Regions from separate parts of the Homo sapiens genome. Here regions 2 and 3 are each linked to region 1. Evidence: read pairs that join two places in POLR2A ChIA-PET (ENCODE). Cell type or tissue: CD4-positive, alpha-beta T cell. All regions are shown on one strand.

Region 1 (8,000 bases):
TTACCATGTTGCCCAGGCTGGTCTCAAACTCCTGGGCTCAAGCGATCCACCTGCCTCGACCTCCCAAAGTGCTGGGGTTACAGGCGTGAGCTACGGCAATCCGACACTGCTTTTTCTTTGAGTCCTCTAGACAGAAACCCCCTTTTGGACTTTACCCCTGCCCTGGCCTACCTGAGGCAGTTCTCATAGCAGGAAAATGAGAACCATGAGCCTGTAGCCCCAAAACCTGGGATCTGGCCTCAGTTTTGCTCCTAACTAGCCATGTAACCCTGACAAACCACAGAGGTGACTAGGCCTCAGTTTTTCCAACTGTAAAATGAAAAGGCTGAAACAAAAAGCTTCCTGATGACTCTTCAGATCTAAGATTTGGTGAGTCTATGGTTCTGGATACATGACTTTATAAACACTTCCCCATCCGGAATTTCTTTTGCATTAAGGAGGATTAAATTTAGCTGGAAGTAACAGTAAAGCCCCAAGAACAGATGGAGATTTTTCATGTCCACAAAGTCCAGTGATAGAAATCTTATGGTCTGTTACTGGTATGTTACTCCACGGTGTCAGTTCTATCTTGTTCTCTGTGATGACGCTTCTATTCCCAAGGCTTTCTCATCAACTCAAGACAGCCTCTGGAACTCCAGCTATTATATCCATATTCCAGCCTAGGAGGAGGGATAAGAGGACGAATAAGAAATATTAATGATCTGGCTGGGCGTGGTGACTCACGCTTGTAATCCCAGCACTTTCGGAGGCCGAGGCAGGTAGATCATGAGGTCAAGAGACCGAGACCATCCTGGCCAACATGGTGAAACCTAGCCGGGTGTGGTGGTGCATGCCTGTAATCCCAGCTACTTGGGAGGCTGAGGCAGGAGAATCACTTGAACCCGGGAGGCGGAGGTTGCAGTGAGCTAAGATTGCACCACTGCACCCCAGCCTGGCAACAGAGTGAGACTCCATTTAAAAAAAAAAAAAAAAATTAACCCTCTTTAGAAGAAGATTCCCAGAAGCTACCATGAACTTTTTTGCTTATATGCCACTGATCAGAACTTAGATGGCCACAACTCACCTGGGAAGTATAATCTTTTATTCTGGGCATCTGGGTTCCTGCAAAAATTTGGGACACTATGACTATGAAAGAAGGGTAGAGCTGGTATTGGGGGTGACTGCCTCACCTTAAATTTCTCTAGGTATGAGACTAACCAAATAAACCACTTCAGTTAGACTCTGTCCCTTGTCATGTGTCCAATCTCAGGGGTCTCCACTTTGAGTTTTGCTTCTCCAGCTCTGCAGGTGTTTTGTGGTGATTGGCCTCAACTTTTAGGCCCCTGTTTTCCATTATTTTCTCATTAGTGATGCCTGTGATGACCTAGCACCTCAATTATTCTTTGCACTTTGTAAGCCCAAAGCCTCTTTCAGTTGTTGGAGATAGTTGACTGATGTTTCGGGGTCTCCAAGACCACTACATTTAAGTGGTTTGCTAGAAAGTCTCATCGGAGGCTTTCTAGACAGGGATGTTTAGAACAAGGCTCTCTTTGGACCCAGGTAAAAACTCTCAGGATTAAGTAAGTCTGAGTTCTTCAAATAAACAAATGCCCTCTAAATAGAATCTAGTGATTGGCTGAAGCATAACTCAGCATCTAGTTATTCTTACAGTTATAATTTATTACAGTGAAAGGATACAGGGCAAAATCAGCACCAAAAAAAAAAAAGAAAGAAAAGTGTATGGGGCCAAGTCCAGAGAAAACCAGGGGGGCAAGCTACCAAGAGTCTTCTCCAGGTGGAAGTCACATAATATGTGCTTAATTTCCCCAGCAATGAGTTGTGACAAGGGATATGAAATGTTGGCCACAAGGGAAGCTCATTAGAGACTCAACACCCAGGGTTTTTATTAGGGTCTCGTCTTGTAGGCACCTTCTCCCTACCATGTACCAAAATTCCAACTCCCAGAAAGAAAGCAGATGCTCAGCATAAACCACACTGTACAGTCAAGACATGGTGAACCACTCTTATCAGTTTCAGAAATGGTGGGAACACTCTGGAAAGCCAAGTGCTCAGATACCAGCCAAGGGCCAACTTTGCAATTAGGCCTTTCTAACTAAAGATCAGCAGCCATCTCGGACCTGCTGTTAACTCTTCTCTGCATACCTGGTGAATGTGTGCTGTCGCTATAAAAGAATTTCAGATTTTGGAACCAGAGTCAGTGATGCTGGGTTTGAATCTCTTTCCATCTATTGATAAGGTAGGAATCTTCTACCTGAGACCTCAGCTCCTGTCGGCTGGCCCCCAGTGTACCCCTATCCTCTCCAGGCAGTGGTGACAACCCCTAACAGGTTGTTAGCCAGAGTGTTCCCAGACTGAACTGAGGGTTGGGCTGCTTGTTCTCATGGCCCAGTAATGAGATGCAGATAAACTGGGAAAGAAGAGAGTTTATTTCTGTAACCCGGTACAGGCAGAAGGCCAGGAAAATATCACCAGACCGACTCATATTTACAAAGTTTTCCAGTGCTTATATGAAGCTATATGTCTACATGTAAGTGTGGATTCATCAAAAGACACAAGTGACTGATTCCCTGTAATCCATAACTAAGATCTGAGTCCTGGAGACCTTCCTCCGGAGCCTCAGTAAGTTTATTTAATCTAGATGGGTCCAGGTGCTGGGGGTGATTACCCTTATCTTGCCTCCCGCTGAGTTATGGCGGTCTGGGGAGTTCTTTGCTGACCCCTAATAAAACGTGTTTAATCCTAAACGTGGGTACGAGGAATGTAAGAATTTCTTTGTTATCTTGTCATGCTTCAAGGCCCAGGAAAGGCCTAGGCAAGACTCTTGGTGGCTTTTGTCACATTCCAGCCTTTGTGTAAGGACACTGGCTCTTGCAGCCTTTAATGTTTAACCTAAGCACTCAGTCAGTGCTGAAACAGTTGTCATGGAGGCCTGCCTGTTTAGCTATTCGTGAGACCTGGCCTGCCACAAGAGGGGTTGAGTCCCAACCTTCTCCATATCCCCTGCAGGCCGCACAGGGTACCTGGGAAATCCCAAGTACGGACTCTCATACTCGATCACTTACAGAGTCAGGTAGAAACTTACATGTGTGGACACTGCGGTGCATGGACAACACAGGCCCTTTTCAAGGTTCCTGTGCGTGAATGCAGATGGAGGCTGGAGCTTTTGACTTTTTAAAGAGAAGTTGGAAATCCAGGTTTTTGTCTAAAAACACTCAAATTTTAAATGTTTGCTCAAGTTAGCAAATAGAAAACCCAACAGCAACCACCAAAACACTATATGGCCCAAAGAATTTTTGACTCAAGTAATTTAGGTCATGCAGACTGTCCTGGGCCAGGAAGCTGCCTGCCCCCTGCTCCCTGGAAGTGTTCTTCCTGGCAGGGATGTTTAGGACGAGGCTCTCTTTAGACCCCGCTAAAACCTCTCAGGATTAAGTCTGGGTTCTTACAACAAACAAATGTCTTCTAAACAGAGCGAGAGAATCTAGTGGTTGGCTTTGAGGTGCATTTAATTCTTTTTTTTTTGAGATGGAATCCCCCTCTGCTGCCCAGGCTGGAGTGCAGTGGCACAATCTTACTGCAACCTCTGCATCCAAGGTTCAAGTGATTCTCCTGTCTCAGCTTCCCAAGTAGCTGGGACTACAGGTGCATGCCACCACACGTGGCTAATTTTTGTATTTTTAGTAGAGATGGGTTTTGCCATGTTGCCCAGGCTGGTCTCAAACTCCTAACCTCAAGTGATCTGCCCGCCTCCACCTCCTAAAGTGCTGGGATCACAGGCTTGAGCCACTGCGCCCGGCCAGGTTCATTTAATTCTAAACTACACTATAATTTTGCAGTTATGATCAGTATTATTAATAGTAAGACAAAGGCTTTCAGTCATACAGAGGCCTGGACTAAAATGGACTGGCTTTGTGTACTTTTAAAATCCCTCCCAGTATCTAGCACAGTGCCTGGTATGTAGTAATTGCTCAGTGTGTGTCTGAAGAATGAGTGAATGATGAGTGGATAGATGAATGGCTCTTTGCTTTGCTCATGGAGAAGACTCTATCCTGTGAATTTAGGCTGAGGGACAAGGCAGAAGTCTTTGCGAAGCAATACCTAAAAGAAAGCGAGGCTTCAGTGTTCGTTCAGAGACTAAGTTGCAATAATTCACGTTTAGGTGGTGGTTTCCTTCCTATGTGGTGGTTGTTGCTTTTTGTTGAGATGTTCGTTTTGATAAATAAGAGTTCTTTTTTTTTAGACAGGGTCTTGCTCTGTCACCCAGGCTGAAGGGCAGGGGTGCAATCATAGCTCACTGCAGCCTGTCCACTCAGGCTCAAGTAATCCTCCCATCTCAGCCTCCCAAGTAGCTGGGACTACAGTGCACACCACCATGCCTGACGAATTATTAAAACATTCTCAGTAGAGATAGGTCTCACTATGTTGCCCAGGCTGGTCTCAAATTCCTGAGCTGAGGCGATCCTCCTGCCTCACCTTCCCAAAGTGGTAAGATTTCAGGCATGAGACACCACTCCTGGCCAATAAAATTGTTCTTAAGCCCTGAACTATTAGCATATAACATAGTGCTAGGAGCAGAGTAAGTGTTTAATAAATTGTAGTTGTTGTTATTCTTTTTTTTTTTTTTTTTTTTCCTGAGACACATACTTGCTCTGTTGCCCAGGCTGGAGTGCAGTGGCGCGGTCTCAGCTCACTGCAACCTCCGCTCCCCGGGTTCAAGCGATTCTCCTGCCTCAGCCTCCAGAGTAGCTGGGACTACAGGCGCAAGCCACCGCACCCAGCTAATTTTTGTATTTTTAGTAGGGATGGGGTTTCACCGTGTTGGCCAGGATGGTCTCGGTCTCCGGACCTCGTGATCCGCCCGCCTCGGCCTGCCAAAGTGCTGGGATTACAGGCGTTTGTTATTCTACTTTTAATGAAATTTAGTCATCTTTTAGCTAAAAAAGTGGCTGGTTTAGGGGCTATTTTTAGAGGATTGCTGCCCCCTAGTGGATGATATGAAAGATACAAGAATTTGAGGCCTCTTGGCCTCGCCAATTCCACAAATTTGTACTTTATTGAGAGGTGGAGGGTGAGATAAACATGGCACGGTCCTTATCCTCCAGGAGCCTGTAGAAAACCACAGAGCTACTGGGACTTTGGAGATGTTAGTTCTCAAGCCCTGATCCTCAGAATTCTGGTAGGAGGGGTAGGAGTGGGATGGAATTGTTGTGAGGAAAACTCCTTAAAAATATGCTAATGGAGAAAATTTTTCGTTCAAATCTTCCTTCCATAAATTTTTCTTAGACATTAGATATCTGCTACTGTTTACTCTAATAGGTGCTGCAAAATAAATAACTAGGCCGGGCGCGGTGGCTCACGCCTGTAATCCCAGCACTTTGGGAGGCCGAGATGGGCGGATCACAAGGTCAGGAGATCGAGACCATCCTGGCTAACACGGTGAAACCTCGTCTCTACTAAAAATACAAAAAAAAATAGCCGGGAGTGGTGGCGAGTGCCCGTCGTCCCAGCTACTCGGGAGGCTGAGACAGGAGAATGGTGTGAACCCGGGGGGCGGAGCTTGCAGTGAGCCGAGATCACACCACTGCACTCCAGCCTGGGCGACAGAGCAAGGTTCCGTCTCAAAAATAAATAAATAAATAAATAATGAATGACTAGTAAATACCCCCAATGAGGCAGCAGATGCTCACACTTAGTTGGATGATGCTTGTGAACGCGTATGTTCACAGCAGTGAAATTCTATTGTGCTTTGCAGTATATAAATTTAATGTTACTCAACAAGTTAAACTTAATGAAAGGGAGACTTATGCGCTGAATCACAGCTTGGATGATGGATAAAAGCAAACCTTCCCGCCCGCCCCAGTGTATCCTAAGCTGTGACTTCCTAGGTCTCCTCCTCCAGGCCAGGATGGGAACTGGGCTCAGCCACCCGTCTGCCTGGAGCCATCAGCTCATTGGTTATTTGTGGAATTTCTAGGGTGAGTGATCTGGCCTGGTTTAAACATAGGCATCTTTTAGGAACAAATCTAAACAGTAGGAGGCCACGTGTGGTGGCTCATGCCTGTAATCCCAGCACTTTGGGAGGCTGAGGTGGGAGGATTGCTTGAGCCCAGGAGTGTGAGACCAGCCTGGGTAACATAGTGAGACCTCATTTCTAAAAAAGAATTTTTTAAAATTAGCTATTGAAGTTGTTCACAATATGTTGTGGTAGCACTTTGAGATATTGACCCATTTCCTTTTCATATTTCCCTTTGCCCCAGTCCTCCCATTCTGGCAGAGTGGACTCTGGGCCCACTATTTCAGTGAGGCTGTGGTGGTGTGAGTCAGAGCCAGCTTGCAAACTGTTCTAGTTTTTGTGTACCCAGAGCTAAGCCCATAGTCGAAGTCTGGGGTTTGTGGGAGTGTCTTAGTCCATTTTGTATTGCTATAACAGAATACCATAGATGGGGTGACTTACAAAGAAAGGAAATTTATTTTACATGGGAGGTTGGGAAGTCCAAGATAGATCAAGTGCTGGTATCTGGTAAAGACCTTTGTGCTGTGTCATCCCCTGGTGGAAGATGGAGGGGCAGAGAGTATAAGAGAGCAAGAAATGGAACTCACAGCCTCAAGGTCTTTTATAACTGACATTAATCCATTCACAAGGGCTCTGCCCTCATGAATTAAACACCTCCCACTAGGCCTTAATTTTCAAAAGTGTTGTATTAGGGATTAAGTTTCCAACACATGAACTTCAGGGGGCACATTCAAGTCATAGCAGGGCGTAAGTGAAGGAACACCGGGAATGGATAAGATTTCTTGGCCAAAAGCAAAAGGGAGAATAAGGCTTCCCTCCTCATACTTGAGAAGGATTCTCCCATGCTGAGAGAGAAGGAAGGGAGGCCTGTGGGAGCTTTCTGCAGTCCATAGGTAAGGGGCCAGTAAAGGAATGGCTGCAAAGGTTCACACAGATTTGAGGTCCCCAGTGTGGTCTGTTAGAGTATGGGGGGTGGGTGCTGACTATGGTCACGTTAGAAGGAATCTGTGTGGATAGATGTCCCCCTCCCCAAACACCTTGGTTCTGAGAAGACATCCTAGAGTCTTGATTCTGGAAGAAGAATGGGAACCCCAAGAAAGACTGAGGTTATGTTTCTCTTGAGTTTGGCACAATAAGTTCTCAGAAGAAAAACAAGGTGAAATTTGGGAAATAAAGTTGTTTTTCTCAAAGACCTGAGTTGAAGGCGTGGATGCATGTCCACTCCATAGTTGAGGAGGTAGACAATGTGAGGAAAATACTTTTCGTTCTTTTATGATGAGCCAAGGAAATAAGCTAAAGTTACTTCTCAGTCAGGTGGCGCAGTCAGAATAGGAGAGCTTTCATTCTGGACGTCTCATTCACCCCAGCCCTCCAGATAAGCAGACATGTTTAGGCATCCTTAAAATTTTTGATGTAGTAGGGAGAAGAGAGAGGTGCTCCTTGCCACATCGCCACACCAGGGCCCCAAGTTGGGGCTAGTGCATTCTTCAGGCCATGTGTCCTGGAAAATGAGGGGTTTGAGAGCTGACAGCAGGATAGCTCAGGCCCCCAGCGTTGCTGCAGCCAGCTGCTTGGTGATGCCCTGGAGTCAGGGAGAGCTGAATCAAGGTCCTTAATCCCTCTGTGCGGTGACAGTCCCCAATGTAGAAAAGGGCAGTGTTCTGGGATGATTGTTAGCCCCTTATTTGGAATTGAGGATGCAGTTCTCCAGATCTCCACCCCTCAATAAAAAAAAAATCAGTGCTGACTGTCACTGTGCTGTTTTTTATTGATTTTGTTATTTGCTTATAAGGGTAGCTTTCATACACAGAAAACACAATTTATGGTGACTGGTTTTTAAAATTAATGTTTGATTAAAGTTACAAATTACAAAACCTTAAGTATAGAAGTTCAACTTAAAAATCTTACGACTCTACTACATCTATAAATATACAAATCTACTTATTACTTTATAGCAAAATTTATAATCACTTGTAAGCTTTTGATT
Region 2 (8,000 bases), 150 kb before region 1:
TAAGGAGGGGAGTGAGCGGTGGCTCAAGAGTCAGGAAAGTGAAAAGTTACAAAGGGTTGGTCGCTGTAAATGCAATTAGGCCAGCTGTGTGGCCTTTGATTAAATGTTTGCTGGAATAGGGGTCTTATCAGGGCAACTGATGCCCCTATAATGCAGCTTAAAACACACACCCACATACACAGAGTCCATGAAGAAGACTTATTTAAAAAATAAATTACACACCACATACAATAATGATGATTCCAGGCCGGGCATGGTGGCTCACGCCTATAATCCCAGCACTTTGGGAGGCTCAGGTGGGCGGAGTTCGAGACCAGCCTGGCCAACATGGCGAAACCCTGTCTCTACTAAAAATATAAAAATTAACTGGGCGTGATGGCATATGCCTGTAATCCCAGCTACTCAGGAGGCTGAGGCAGGAGAGTCGCTTGAACCTGGGAGGCTGAAGTTGCTGTGAGCCAAGATCATGGCACTTCACTCCAGCTTGGGCAAGACAGCGAGACTCCGTTTCAAAAAATAATAATAATGATGATGTTTCCCCCAAAATGTCCTTCCTTCTTCACTGTAAAACCCAAATCTCTACTTTGAGGTCCCAGCTCAATTAATGTTTCCTCAGTAATGATCTTTCTCTTGTTTTGAGAGTCCTCACAGAATTTCTGCTTCGTGGACTTGATTGCACCACTTAGTACTGGGTCATCTGATGCATTGGAATTAAATCCTGGCTACTGCAAGGATGTTTCCTCTCTTCTTATAAGCAGAGCACTTATTGTGACCTAGCTGAACCCCCTGTTGAGCTCTTTTGGTTACAGAACTCTTGTTCCCTATTGCTCTTTGTTTATAGTGATTGGAAATGTTAGGTCCTCATTATATTACATGGTGCTTCCACTGGAAGGGATCCAATTACAAAAATTCATTATTTCCATGATGATACTTTTTTGAACAATGTGGGAAGTATTTGTGAAACAGAGGGAAATCACACATATCATTACCCAGAGAGAACCACATTTTGATGCTTTATAGTCAGTTACTTATATTTAATATTTATTATTTTATTTTTTTTTATTTTTGAGACAGAGTTTTCGCTCTTGTTGCCGAGGCTGGAGTGCAATGGCGTGATCTTGGCTCACTGCAACCTCCGCCTCCCAGGTTCAAGCAGTTCTCCTGCCTCAGTCTCCTGAGTAGCTGGGATTACAGGTGCCCGCCACCACGCCCAGCTAATTTTGTGTTTTTAGTAGAGATGGGGTTTCCCCATGTTGGCTAGGCTGGTCTTGAACTCCTGATCTCAGGTGATCTGCCCGCCTCAGCCTCCCAAAGTGCTGGTATTACAGGACTGAGCCACTGTGCCCGGCCGATATTTATAATTTTACTTTGCAAAGTTGGGATTTTGTTGGAAGTGCTGTATTTGATCCCACTCTTTTTGCATAATTATGAGGTGACTGATAAAGTTTTTTTTAACATGCACCCACCACTTATTGTAGCTGTTAATGTTTTCTGGGTTTACATTCATATGTAGATAGTCTTCTACCTTCAAACTTGATGGTTTCTTTTTTTTTTTGGAGACAGAGTCTCGCTGTGTTGCCCAGGCTGGAGTGCAGTGGTGCGATCTCGGCTCACTGCAAGCTCCGCCTCCCAGGTTCACACCATTCTCCCGCCTCAGCCTCCCGAGTAGCTGGGACTACAGGCACCCATCACCACGCCCGGCTAATTTTTTTGTATTTTTAGTAGAGACGGGGTTTCACCATGTTAGTCAGGATGGTCTCGATCTCCTGACCTCGTGATCCACCCGCCTTGGCCTCCCAAAGTGCTGGGATTACAGGCGTGAGCCACCGTACCCGGCCTGATGGTTTCTTCAGAGGTGTTAATGTTGAATGTGTGAAAGTCACTTAATGAGCTTTTGCATTAAGAGGTTTGGGTGTGTTTCTATTCCCAAAAGGACAAAAGTAATGAAAAAAAATCCCTAATTTCATCTCTGTTAGATGGCATCATTGACAATATATTTCTGTCATTTTCAACATTTTCTTTAACTTTGACCTTTTCTTTTTACAATTACTTTCACAGATAACGTCTGTCCAAATGGTGGTTGAGTCACTGTTTTCCTGCTGTATGATGGTGGCCATCTTTGCTTCCACTGCATTAACATTGAGGCCTGTGTTTCTTATCACTAGCACTGGCACTTTTATTTTCCTGTTCATCTTTATAAAGATGTGGGCACAATGCAGTAAAGTGCCCTATAATTGTTCTGTCAAGGTGGTGTTTTGGTTGATGTTGGCTAAATACGGTAGTACCCCTTTACTTGCAGTTTTGCTTTCTGTGGTTTCAGTTACCTGAGGTCTATTGGGGTATGAAAATATTAAGTGGAAAATTCCAGAAATAAACAATTCACAGGTTTAAATTATGCCCTGTTCTGAATAGTGTGATGAAACCTCACTCCATCCCACCGGGATGTGAATCAATTCTGGCCAGCATCTCCATGCTGTCTAGCTGTCTACCTATGCTCCTCACCCCTTAGTCACTTAGGAGCCATCTCGGTTATCAGATCCACTGTCGCAGAATTGCAGTCTTTGTGTTCAAGTCGTTCAAGTCACCTATATTTGACTTAGTGGCCCCAAAGCGCAAGAGTAGTGATGTTGGCATAGTGTCATAAGAGTTTGATTTTATTATTTCTTATTGTTGTTAATCTCTTAACTGTGCCTAATTTAGAAATTAAACTTCATCATGAGGCCAGGCAAGGTGGCTCATGCCTGTAATCCCAGCACTTTCAGAGGCTGAGGTGGGTGGATCACTTGAGCCCAGGAGTTAGAGACCAGCCTGGGCAACATGGAGAAACCCTGTCTCTACAAAAAACAAAAATTAGCCAGGGCATGGTGGTGTGTGTGCCTATATAGTCCCAGCTACTTGGGAGGCTGAGGTGGGAGGATCACCTGAGCCCAGGGAGGTCGAGGCTGCAGTGAGCCATGGTTGTGTCACTGCACTCCAGCCTGGGTGACAGAGTGAGACCCTGTCTTAAACAACAAAACTTTCTCATAGGTATGTATATACAGGAAAAAACACAGTATATATGGGGTTGGGTACTATCCACACTTTCAGGCATCCACTGGGGATCTTGGAACACATCCTCCTTGGGTAAGGAGGGACTACTCTGTATAGCTCACTGGTGAGCTGATACAGGAAGGGTGGCTTAGGAGTGTCTTTGTGTAGTGTAGCTAAATTCAGGTTGTCAGGTAATCCTCTGTCACTTACCTTGAACAGTATGGAGAGTGAAGGTTGCACTCTTAGTTGGAGAGTTGCTTGATGGTTGCTCATTCAAATATGTTTTCTTGGGCAGCTCTGTAGCTGACCTGTCCAGCTGACAAATAGCTTTGGACTGCAGCAAGTCTGACTTTGTAGGCACGGTTGAGGAGAGGCCAGTCTGTAGGCGTGGAAGGCAGCCTCTGACTCATCTCTCTGTGCTAATTAAATAAAAGGTAACACCCCCTTCCCCATTGCTTGCTTTCCGCCCTCGTTTTCTGTATAGAGGCTGTAGATTTCCCACAGATACTGAGTATCTGGGAGTGACTATGAGACACGGAAGCTTTACTTTCCAGTTTTCCAGGTATTTTAATGTAGTCACCAGTTAGAGCCTCAGAAAGGGCACTGCAGTAATTATGGCATTGTCTACTTTTATTTCAGAGCAGTATGTGGCCAGATCATCTGTGATAACTTGATGTTAAAAAGGAAGTCTTCATATAAGCTGATATGTCTACAGAACTAGCCATTGGATGTAATTCTTTGACCAAGCTATTTTTAGTACTTTAAGTGGCCATACCTGCCTAATTGTAAAGACCCAGTGTTTTCTTAGTGTTCTGAGTCAAGCCGCATTGTTGGTGAATTTTACATATTGCTGTTTGCAGTTGAATTTAGGGTTATGATTGGATCCTGAGAACAGTATCAATCAAGTTACCTCTCTAAATCACTGTGATTGTTCCCAAATATTAGGCATCCCAAGTAGCCCAGAGTAAACCTTTGCTGCCCTGCTTAAAATGTATTTTAAAACATTTACAGTGAGAATATCCCCATATTCTTCTAGCTTATATATTAATGATATTTCAAAACATTTTAGAACTTAATCTGAGAGTCAGTATAGGGCAGTAGGAAATTCAAATACTGAGTTGGTGTGATTACACAGAACATCTGTTTGAATTTTAAAGGGAAGCAGGATTTTACTTTTGGCTTTTCTTCCGTAGTTTGCCTTGTGAGATTAAAATTGCTGATGTTTAAGGAAAGCAGCTGTTGTGGAAAGACTTAGTGGGTTTTTATCAGAGAGTAAATTTTGAAACAATTTGTGGGTTTTTGAAGTAAGGTTACAGTATATAGTGATTAGACAGCATTTTCACTCTCTCATGAAAACTGTGTAGTCAAAACAAAAGTAGGAAAAACACATGCATAACCCCTTAAATCTTATTTATGAAAAGATAACTAGCGAAGATGGGAAAATCAGACTTGTGTTTAAGTATCATTTTTTTATAAACTAGCTAAGTGCATTTTGAAACAAAATTCATGAGGTCTTTGTGGAATGCCTTTTCCATTTTTTTGTTTTGTTTTGTTTTGTTTTTGCACTCACATTATGTCTCAGCAATTTAATGGAGGGCTGATTTCCTAATGCTTTGATCCTTGGTGAGTGTGGTTCACCCCAACTAGGGAGGAATTCAGTCTTTTGTTCTTGATTCCATGCTCATTGATCTCCTCCACTGCCATTCTCAGAAACAATGGCAGTATTTTGTTTCCATAGTAATGAAACTGTTTGCTCTAATAGGATTCTATAGTGGTAATTTTTCTTTAGCTTTGCTAGCCTTATCCCTAAGGACTCTAGGACTTTGTTGGACTTATTTTGTTAGCTGTTACTCTTTTTTTTTTTTTTTTTTTTTTAAAGAGCTGACAATCCCTAAAGTAAAATGTCAATTGATAAATATTCTCTGGGGCCAGGTGTGGTGGCTCACACCTGTAATCCCAGCATTTTTTGGGGCTGAGGCGGGTGGATCACCTGAGGTCAGGAGTTGGACACCAGCCTGGCCAACATGGTGAAGCCCCGTCTCTACTAAAAATACAAAAATTAGCCAGGCATGATAGCACATGCCTGTAATCCCAGATACTCAGGAGGCTGAGGCACGAGAATTGCATGAACATGGGAGGCTGAGGTTGTAGTGAGCTGAGATCATGCCATTGCACTCCAGCCTGGGCAACAGAGTGAGACTCAGTCTCAAAAAATAAAAAATAAAAAAAAATAAATATTCACTGGGTGCCTAGAATAATGAAGTTCAGAGGCTGTATGTAGCTAGCCCTGCTTGTGCTTGGGAGTGACTTGTGAATAGATGCTGAATTTGCTAGCCTATGAGACTGTGCCTGGGCCAGTGCTTCTTCACAGACTGGATTGAGGGTTTGTTTGCCTCAGCTTTGCACCTTTTATCTTTTGGAAAAGGAGTAGAAGCTGGGGGTCCCTTGGCAGGGACATTTGCCCCCAGAAGTGGATGAGCCCATGCAGGGGAGCACGGGGAGAGTGGGTCCTCTTTCCTGAATGGGCTCTAGAGATCCATGCAATCCTGCAGTTGCACACACAGTTGTGTTGTTTATGTCCTGAACACTTTTCCAAGAAGAAAGTCCCCATCATTTCTCAGCTTCTCAAGGAAATCTCACCTCAGGAAAAAACAGCTGTAGTACGAGAAGGAAAGCCTAACCTTGGAACCTTGAGAAACATCTCCAATTCAAAAGGCACACATTCCCTGTAGCCAACAGGGAAATAAAGGAAATTAAGTGAAGGTAGAGCCTGCCTGGAGGGTGGGGAGAGGTGTGGAGCCAACTGGCCTGGTCAGACGACAACTTGAAGTCAAGTGAGAGAGGAAGATCGAAGATCAGTGCCTGTGGATTTTTTGAGAGTGCTGGCTTGTCTGGAGGCTGAGGTGGGAGGATCGCTTGAGCCCAGGAGGTCGAGGCTGGATGAGTTTTGATCTGCGACACTCCAGCTTGGGCGGCAGAGTGAGACCATGTTTCTTTTTTTGTTTGTTTTTGTTTTTTTGAGACGGAGTCTCGCTTTGTCACCCAGGCTGGAGTGCAATGGCACGATCTCAGCTCACTGCAACCTCTGCCTTCTGGGTTCAAGCGTTTCTCCTGCCTCAGCCTCCCGAGTAGCTGGGATTACGGGCGCATGCCACTAGGCCCGGCTAATTTTTGTATTTTTTAGTAGAGATGGGGTTCCTTCATGTTGGTCAGGCTGATCTCGAACTCCTGATCAACCCGCCTCAGCCTCCCAAAGTGCTGGGATTACAGACGTGAGCCACTGTGCCCGGCCGAGACCATGTTTCCAAAAATAAAAAAAAGAGTAAGGCCAGGTGTGGTGGCTCCTGTCTGTAATCCCAGCACTTTGGGGGGCTGAGGCAGCGTATCACTTGAGGTCAGGAGTTTGAGACCAGCTTGACCAACGTGGTAAAACCCCATCTCTACTAAAAATACAAAAATTAGCCAGGCCTGGTGGCAGACATCTGTAATCCCAGCTACTCAGGAGGTTGAGGCTGGAGAATCGCTTAAACCTGAGAGGCAGAGGTTGCAGTGAGCCGAGATCGTGCCATTGCACTCCAGCCTGGGTGACAGAACGAGACCCCATCTCAAAAAAAAAAAAAAGTGCTTGGGGGTTTTGGCAGCCTCAGTTTCCAGGCAGCAGAAGGTAGAGAAATGCTGGGGAGCTGAGGAACTGAAGCCAGGGAGGGGAGGTTATTATCTTTTAAGATAAAAGGAAGCACAGATTAAGAGCCTAAAGAGGTCTGGGCTGGGCCTAAAAGGATGGTAGTAGGAAAACAGCTTCCTGCCCCCAAATTGCAGGATGCTGAAGTTTAACTATTCTTTAAGTTCTGCCAAAATCGAGTCCAAGGGTAGCCCTCCATCCCCTTTTTTCTTCAGAGAAATCCCCCACTTTCTGTGCTCCCCCACCGTCTACTTTTTCTATGAAAGTTTGTGGAATCTCATCAACTGGGATTCAGTTCTTTGAAAAATTCTGTAGAGGCAAGTCTGGTTCTGGAGAGATCCAGGTTTTGCTGCTTGCTTATTTTATTTTGTTTTATTTATTTATTTATTTATTTATTTATTTATTTATTTATTTAAATAGAGACAGGCTCTCACTATGTTGCCCAGGCTGGTCCCAAACTCCTGGGCTTAAGCAATCCTCCTGCCTTGGCCTCTCAAAGTGTTAGAATTACAGGTGTGAGCCACCATGCCCAGCCTTGCTTGATTTTTGAGGCAGGTTATGGAACCACAGAAACTCTTGGAAGATACCTTAAAAGGCATCTGTTTTTTTTTAATGACCCATCTGAAGCTTAGATGTCCTTTTTAATGCCCCTCTTCAGTGTGCATCTGTGTTTGAATCTGTCCAGTGCTGGGGAGCTCACTACTGTTCCTAGTTCTTAAATTTTCTTGTTAAGTAGGGGAAATTCCTGTCTTGTCTCCCTAATGTTGTTAAAGAGATAAAATCCCCTTTAACAATATTAGTGATTGTTGAAGGGATGCAAATCAGATGTTTTATGTAAGAGTCTTTTTTTATCTGTAAAGTGGTGATGCAGTGTGTCAGGGTTCAGTGTAGGAAGCCAACATCACTCTAGGTATTTTAAAAAGAAGAAGATTTACTATAGGGAATTAGGTATGTTTAAAAAATAATTGTAGAACTAAAGGAGCAAGAATGAAGGGGCCACCCCCTGGGACTCTTGAACTTATGAATGTTGCCTAAAGACCAGGGGTTCTCTCTAGGTCCTGCTGCTCAGCACACAAAAAGCCCACGACTGAGATCGACAAGGATTGCCAAGGAAGAAGGCTTTAATCGGGTGCTGCAGCCAGGGAGATAGGAGCTCAGTGTCAAATCTGTCTCCCTGACCTACTAAAACTAGAGGTTTGTATAGCAGGGAAGAAATGTAACAATGTGTAACATTTTGAGATGCAGTCTTGCTCTGTCATTTAGGCTGGAATGCAGAGGCCTGATCTTG
Region 3 (8,000 bases), 210 kb before region 1:
CCCATTAATATATAGGAAAGGAATGAGGAAAACAGAAACCATCCTTAGAACACCACTGTAATAATTGTTACAGGCAAGATCCACCTATGAGTACTAAAATTAGGAGAGAGAAACAGGATATTTGCATAGTCTCAAAATGTCTCCCCATAGTCTCAAAGTAATTAACAAGATGTTTGTTAAATACAAACGAAAAGATAGTAACTTCATAGTGGATAAACCCAGTAGATAGCTGTCTTAATGATCAAAGCTAACATAACCAGAAATTAGACATATTGACATAATGTACCCTTTTGTATTGATATAGGAGTTTAAAAAGAAATTACTTAGGCAGATAGGATACAGAAATCCTGGGTAAGGTTTCCCTTTTAATGAAAAGCAGCCCCAGGGCCGGGCACGGTGGCTCATGCCTGTAATCCCAGTGAGAGGTGACAACATGCTGGCATCCCTCACTCACTCTCAGGGCCTTCTCAGCCTTGGCGCCCACTCTGGCCGTGCTTGAGGAGCCCTTCAGCCCGCCACCACACTGTGGGAGCCCCTCTCTGGGCTGGTTGGCTCCCTTTGCTTGCAGAGAGGTGTGGAGGGAGAGGCGCCAGTGGGAACCAGGGCTGCACGAGTTCCGGGTGGGCACGGACTCAGTGGCCCCACACTTGGAGCGGCCAGCCAGCACCGCCAGCCCCCAGCAGTGAGGGGCTTAGCACCCAGGCCAGCAGCTGCAGAGAGTGAGCCAGGTCCCCCAGCACTGCCAGCGCACCCGTGCTGCGCTCGAATTCTCGCCAGGCCTCAGTGGCCTCCCGCCCGGGGCAGGGCTCGGGACCTGCAGCCCACCATGCCTGAGCCTCCCGTGGTGGGCTCCCACGCGGCCGAGCCTCCCCAACGGGCACCGCGCCCTGCTCTGCGGTACCCGGTCCTATCTACCGCCCAAGGGCTGAGGAGTGCAGGCGCCTGGTGCGGGACTGGCGGGCAGCTCAGCCCATGGCCCTGGCACGGGATCCACTAGGCGAAGCCAGCTGGGCTCCTGAGTCAGGTGGGGACTTGGAGAACTTTTATGTTTAGCCAGAGGATTCTATATGCACCAATCAGCACTCTGCGTCTAGCTCGGGGTTCGCGGATGCACCAATCAGCACTCTGTATCTAGCTAATCTGGTGGGGACTTGGAGAACTTTTATGTCTAGCTGGAGGATTGTAAACGCACCAATCAGCACCCTGTGTCTAGCCCAAGGTTTGTAAACGCACCAATCAGTGCTCTGTGCCCAGCTAATCTAGTGGGGACTTGGAGAACTTTTGCGTCTAGCTAAAGGATTGTAAATGCACCAATCAGCACCCTGTCAAAACAGACCAATCAGCTCTCTGTAAAATGGACCAATCAGCAGGATGTGGGTGGGGCCAGATAAGGGAATAAAAGCAGGCTGCCCTAGCCAGTAGTGGCAACCCACTCAGGTCCCCTTCCGCGTTGCGGAAGCTTTGTTCTTTCGCTCTTTGCAATAAATCTTGCTGCTGCCTTTATGAGCTGTATCACTCACCGTGAAGATCTGCAGCTTCACTCCTGAAACCAGTGAGACCACAAACCCACCAGAAGGAAGAAACTCTGAACACGTCCGAACATCAGAAGGAACAAACTCCGGACACACCATCTTTAAGAACTGTAACACTCACCGCGAGGGTCCGTGGTTTCATTATTGAAGTCAGCGAGACTAAGAACCCACCAATTTCGGACACACCAGCACTTTGGGAAGCCGAGGTGGGTGGATCACCTGAGGTTAGGAGTTTGAGACCAGCCTGACCAACATGGTGAAACCCTGTCTCTACTAAAAATACAAAAAATTAGCCGGGCGTGATAGCAGGCGCCTGTAATCCCAGCTACGCAGGAGGCTGAGGCAGGAGAATCGCTTGAAGCCAGGAGGCAGAGGTTGCAGAGAGCTGAGATTCCCACCACTGCACTCCAGCTTGGGTGTGACAGAGCAAGACTCCGTCTTAAGAAAAAAAAAAAAGCAGCCCCCAAATCATTTCCCTTTCTAACAAAGAGCAGCCTGTAAAATCGAGCTGCAGACAGCAGCAAGCTGGAAGCGTGCACGGGTGAATGCCAGCAGTTGTGCCCATAGGAATATATGACCTAGGACTAGGAATGTTCAAAATGGTGGCTCTGTCTTCTCTTTTTGCCAGCCACGTGTACCATAAGGAACAGACAAGATGGCGCCAGCCCAGTGGAAAGCTCATTTGCATAACAAGATTAGGGTGGGGCGACCAGCTTTCCCCGGCCTCTATGTAAGTGTCACACCTGGTCAAACCAATATGTGAGCCCGGGTAAATCACACGCTGCCGCCTTCTCAAGCCTGCCTATAAAATCTGCGGCAATCAGCTGCTATTCTCTGTTTTCCAGCCTCTGTCACCCAAGGAGCTGCTCTCCTCTTTCCTTTCTTCTACCTATTAAACTTTACACTCCTTAACCCACCCACATGTCCCTGTCCTTAATTTTCTTGGCGCAAGATGACGAACCCCAGGTGTTTACCACAGACGATGCTGCTTCAAAATGATACACTAAGAACTTACCACTTCTGTGGCATTTTTACCAAAATTGCATCACCTCAATCTAATAATGATTAGAAATAAGACAAACACAAATAGATATAAACTGTTATTATTGTGTTTTATGCCCAATGTGGTAGGCATCTGTTGGTGCCTCTGACAGAGTCATTTCTCATATGAAAAACTTTAATATGGAAATGTTTTGGTATAATAAAAAATTTATTTTATGTAATTGTTTAATAGGTTTCTTTAAAACCAAAGAATAATAGCTGGCAGGGCATGGTGGCTCACACCTGTAATCCTATTACTTTGGGAGGCTGAAGTGGGAGGATCTCTTGGGTACAGGAGTTCGAGACCAGCCTGGGCAACATAGTGAGATGTTATCTCTCCAAAATAAATAAATAAATAAATAAATAAATAAATAAATAAAAAGAGAGAATAATAGCTGCTGATTGGTGATAACTATCCAAGGGTTAGAGTCTTTACATTCGCAAGGAATTCTATGCAGGGTGAGATTTTAAGCATAATTTTATGATGCGTTTAGATGTAGTAGTGCACCTATAGGTAGCCAGTTTAGAGGGGAAATTATCTGAAAATTGAAATTTTTATTCAAAAATCAAAACATACAGAATCTCCTTTCCGGAGCGTGTCCTTTTCTGTAACCACCAGGTGGTGCTATGAGCTTTAAAAATTACTCTACAAATGTTACTTTTTGTTTGTTTTTTTTTTTTTTTTTTTTGAGACGGAGGAGTCTCACTCTGTCGCCCAGGCTGGAGCGCAGTGGCGCGATCTCGGCTCACTGCAAGCTCCGCCTCCCGGGTTCATGCCATTCTCCTGTCTCAGCCTCCCGAGTAGCTGGGACTACAGGCACCCGCCACCACGCCCGGCTAATTTTTTGTATTTTTTTTTTAGTAGAGACGGGGTTTCACCATGTTAGCCAGGATGGTCTCGATCTCCTGACCTCGTGATCAACCCGCCTCAGCCTCCCAAAGTGCTGGGATTACAGGCGTGAGCCACCGCGCCCGGCCACAAATGTTACCTTTTTAGGTGGCATAATACCTGAACTCTATAAAGTGGAACCTTAGTGATATTCTCATCCAAAGTCTTTTTTCTTTTTTCTAAGAGACTTGCCCAACGTTACAGCTAGTTATGATGAGAGTTGGGATCAGAGTCCAAGTCTCCTGCCTCTTTAAAGTTGCTGGAGAGGCAGGTTCTGCAGACAGGAGGCTACAGAAGAATTTTTAAAAATACCTGCTAAGTGTTATACAGAAAAGGGATTATGAGGCCAGGTGCAGTGGCTCACGCCTGTAATCCCAGCACTTTGGGAGGTCGAGGTGGGTGGATCACCTGAGGTCAGGAGTTCGAGACCAGCCTGGCCAATATGGTGAAACCCCATCTCTACTAAAGATACAAAAATTAGCTGGATGTGGTGGCACTCACCTGTAATCCCAGCTACCTGGGAGGCTGAGGCAGGAGAATCACTTGAACCTGGGAGGCAGAGGTTGTGGTGAGCCGAGATGGCACCACTGCACTCAGCCTGGGCAACAGAGTGAGACGCTGTCTCAAAAAAAAAAAAAAAAGAAAGAGGATTATGAGGAAGAGCAGGCTTTCAACACTGATGGGACTGGCTTGTTTTACAAGGGCACTGGCAAACAAACCTATGTAACACAAATGGCATTTCAACTGACAAAAATGTTGAGACCGGAGGCTCACAAGAACCTCACTGTGTATTGCTCCAAAAGCTATAGTAATCACTAGTTCAATGTTTGGAGTGACTTCATAGATTGTGATTGCTGCAAATGATGAGAATCAACTCTACATAGAAATAAATGTAACAAAAGAAGTGCAATACTTCTGAAAACTCTAAAACAGTGTTGAACGATATTAAAACTTCAAATAAATGGAAAAATATCTCACTTTCATGGATTTGGAGACTTAATATTGTTAAGATAGCAATATTTCCTAAATTGATTCACTGATTCAACATAATCCCTTTCAAAATCCCAGCTGCCTCTTGCCAAAATTGACAAGCTATACATCTGTTTGACAGACCTAGTGCAATTACTGGGTGCTGCTAAGGTTCTCACTACAGATGCAAGAAAAAGGTGTCATTGTCCTTTCTGTCTGTCTTATTGTGGTAGCCAAGACTGAATAGAGGAAAACAGAGGAAAAATATGGACAGAGAAGTTTCGCAGATCAGAAATAACCTTGTAAACAGTGAAGAGCCTGTTTTACTCCAAACAAGAACCCAAAATTTGAGTATACATGAGAAGTGTTGAGAAATACCTCCTACCACCCTCACCTGGTTGATTACACTTAAGTAAAAGCTTGAAGGTTAAGACAATGAAAAGCAAGCCAGTTGGGGACTGTGGGGGGAAGAAATCGACAAGCTGATCCTAAAATTCATATGGAAATTCAAGGGATCTAGAATAACCAAAGCAATCTTGGAAAAGGAGAATGAAGTAGGAAGGCTCATATTCACTGACAGTGATCAAGGCAGTGTGAAAGGATAGACACATAAAGTCAGGCACAATGGCTCACGCCTGTAATCCCAGCACTTTGGGAGCCCAAGGAGGGTGGATCACCTGAGGTCAGGAGTTTGAGACCAGCCTGGCCAACATGGTGAAACCCCATCTCTACTAAAAATACAAAATCAGCCAGCTGTAGCGGCATATGCATTTGATCCCAGCTACTTGGGAGGCTGAGGCAGGAGAATTGCTTGAACCTGGGAGGCAGAGGTTGCAGAGAGCCAAGGTCGTTCCATTGCACTCCACCCTGGGCAACAAGAGCGGAAACTCCGTCTCAAAAAAAAAAAAAAGAAAGGACAGACACATAAACCAGTGAAACAAAAGAGAGAGCTCAGAAATAGAACCACACTAATATAGTCAACTGATTTTTATCAAAGATAGAAAGGCAATTCAATGAAGAAATAGTCTTTTTCAGCAAATGGTGATGAACAAATTGGACATCTATATGCAAAAACAATAAACTTTGACACATATCTCACACCTTAGACGAAAATTAACTTTAAATGAATCATAGATTTAAATATGAAATACAGGCCGGGCACGGTGGCTCACGCCTGTAATTTCAACACTTCAGGAGCCTGAGGTGGGCGGGTTGCCTGAGCTCAGGAGTTCGAGACCAGCCTGGGCAACATGGCAACTCCCAGCTACTTGGGAGGCTATGGTGGGAAGATCGCTTGAGCCCAGGGGGGCGGAGGTTGCAATGAGCAGAGATCGTGCCACTGCACTCCAACCTGGGTGACAGAGAGAGACCCTGTCTCAAAAAAAAAAAAAAAAAATTAAATATGAAATACAAAGCTGTAAACGGCTAGAAGAAAACACAGGAGAAAGTCTTTGTGACTCCTGATTTGGCAATGACTTTTTAGATACAATACCAAAAGCATAATCTATGAAAGAAAGATTTAATAAATTGGACGTTCTAGAAATTAAAAACTTTCACTTGTGAAAGACATTGTGAACAAAATGACAAGCCACAGACTGGAAGAAAAAATTGCAAATTACGTATAAAATCTGCCTATAAAATCTTCTGCAGTAGATTTTGGTATATATGATCCTACACCAAAAATAACATTCTCAGACTCTGAACCAAGTGAATGGACCCCCATCAGCCAAGGGCATTCCAAAGGAGGCCTGAAAAACTATTTCAGGCCGTGATGGGAAGAAGGGATTTGTTGAAGTGATTGCCTCGTTATACCCTCTCTCCTTGGAATTTAGGCACAGCTGACCAGCATTAACATTAAAACAGAGCTTTTAAACTGTCAGCTAACAAAGCTGACTCTTCGTAGCAATAATACACCAAATTCCAACCTGACTCTAGTATAACATCACATGCCAGATAGCAGGCCCTGAAAGTGAAGTATTTTACCCTGAAATATATATTTTTTGGGTTTTTTTTGTTTTTGTTTTTGAGATGGAGTCTCTGTCACCAGGCTGGCATGCGGTGGCATGATCTCGGCTCACTGCAACCTCTGACTCCCTGGTTCAGGTGATTCTCCTGCCTCAGCCTCCCGAGTAGCTGGGATTACAGGCACGCACCACCACGCCTAGCTAATTTTTGTATTTTTATTAAAGACTGGGTTTCACCATGTTGGCCAGGATGGTCTCAATCTCCTGACCTCGTGATCCACACGCCTCGGCCTCCCAAAGTGCTGGGATTACAGGTGTGAGCCACCGTGCCCGGCTTCCTTGATGTATTTTTTAAATGGCCCTGCAAAACGACTCTTATGGGGGAAATCTACATTCTGTAGAGAACCTCCTTCCCTTTCCAGAACTTTTCCTGACTCAGGAGAGATTAACTAAGAGTCTAGCACCTTTTTTTTGAGACAGGGTCTCACTCTATCACCCAGGTTGGAGGGCAGTGGTGCAATCTCAGCTCACTGCAGCCTCGATTTCCTGGGCCTCGGGTGATCCACCTACCTCGGCCTCCCAAAGTGCTGGGATTACAGGCATGAGCCACCGCACTTGGCCAACCGCTTATCTTAATCCAGAGTTCCTTTCTGTTGATTCCAGGTCTTTAGATAATAACATAATTTTTTTCAACCAACTGCCAACCATAAAATCTTTGAATCCACCTATGACCAGGAACCGTCCCCGTCCTCACTTCAAGTTGTCCCAATTTTCTTTTTCTTTTTCTTTTTTTTTTTTTTTGAGACGGAGTCTTGCTCTGTCGACTGGAGTGCAATAGTGTGATCTCAGGTCACTGCAACCTCTACCTCCCGGGTTCAAGCGATTCTCCTGCCTCAGCCTCCCGAGTAGCTGGAATTACAGGTGTGTCCCACTTTTCCAGACTGAACCAATGTACACCTTACATTGATTGATGTGTGCCTATAACTTCTGTCCCCCTAAAAGGTATAGAGTCAAGCTGTAACCCAACCACCTTGGGCACATGTTCCCAGGACCTCCTGAGGCTGTGTCACCAGTCACAATCCCTAGCCTTGGCAAAATAAGCTTCTAAATTGATTGAGACTTGTCTCAGATACTTTTTGGTTTACATGATAAGGGACATATATCCAATATATAAAGAATTCTTCAAATGCAACAATAGGAAAAGAACTCAATTTTTTAAATGGACAAAATATCTGAATAGAACACTTCAACAGAGGAGATATATGAATGACAAATAAGAACATGAAAAGATGCTGTTGGCCAGGGCGGTGGCTCACACCTGTAATCCCAGCATTTTGGGAGGCCGAGGCGTGTGGATCACCTAAGGTCAGGAGTTTGAGACCAGCCTAACCAACATTGTGAAACCCTGTCTCTACTAAATACAAAAAATTAGCCGGGCTTGGTGACGCATGCCTATAATCCCAGCTACTTGGGAGGCTGAGGCAGGAGAATCGCTTGAACCCAGGAGGCAGAGGTTACAGTGAGCCGAGATTGCACTATTGCACTACAGCCTGGGCAACAAAAGCGAAACTCCATCTCAAAAAACAAACAAAACAAAAGAAGCCA

What was found. Peaks named below come from ENCODE experiments on the same cell type or tissue, not always from the same donor. Only the 100,000 strongest peaks of a DNase experiment are listed, where the experiment ranks them.
Region 2: POLR2A ChIA-PET joins it to region 1 with 10 read pairs; 24 of 35 experiments call an interaction of 5 or more read pairs at or near these places.
Region 3: POLR2A ChIA-PET joins it to region 1 with 20 read pairs; 13 of 35 experiments call an interaction of 5 or more read pairs at or near these places.

Annotation. Positions count from the first base shown.
Region 1 is chr5:80,088,880-80,096,879 of GRCh38, reverse strand. No RefSeq gene overlaps it. Among named protein-coding and RNA genes, the nearest start is that of THBS4-AS1, 9.2 kb to the right of the region's middle. In CD4-positive, alpha-beta T cell, a CTCF peak has its summit at 4,888; a DNase peak (open chromatin) is centred at 4,979; H3K27ac peaks cover 1,153 bases.
Region 2 is chr5:80,242,871-80,250,870 of GRCh38, reverse strand. All of the region lies in intron 1 of SERINC5 (serine incorporator 5), which reads left to right. Among named protein-coding and RNA genes, the nearest start is that of SERINC5, 9.2 kb to the left of the region's middle. RefSeq lists enhancers at 1,094-1,661, 3,307-3,601, 4,317-4,819. In CD4-positive, alpha-beta T cell, no CTCF peak of the experiment used is centred here; DNase peaks (open chromatin) are centred at 3,430 and 4,680; H3K4me3 peaks cover 997 bases; H3K27ac peaks cover 2,299 bases.
Region 3 is chr5:80,302,925-80,310,924 of GRCh38, reverse strand. It overlaps LOC124900204 (small nucleolar RNA SNORA31), which reads left to right and starts at 4,557; the gene lies at 4,557-4,690. LOC124901015 (a long non-coding RNA gene) reads left to right here and starts at 1,423. Exons shown (of 2, transcript XR_007058841.1): 1 at 1,423-1,738; 2 at 2,161-2,448. In CD4-positive, alpha-beta T cell, CTCF peaks have their summits at 2,961 and 3,163 (motif pointing right); a DNase peak (open chromatin) is centred at 3,193.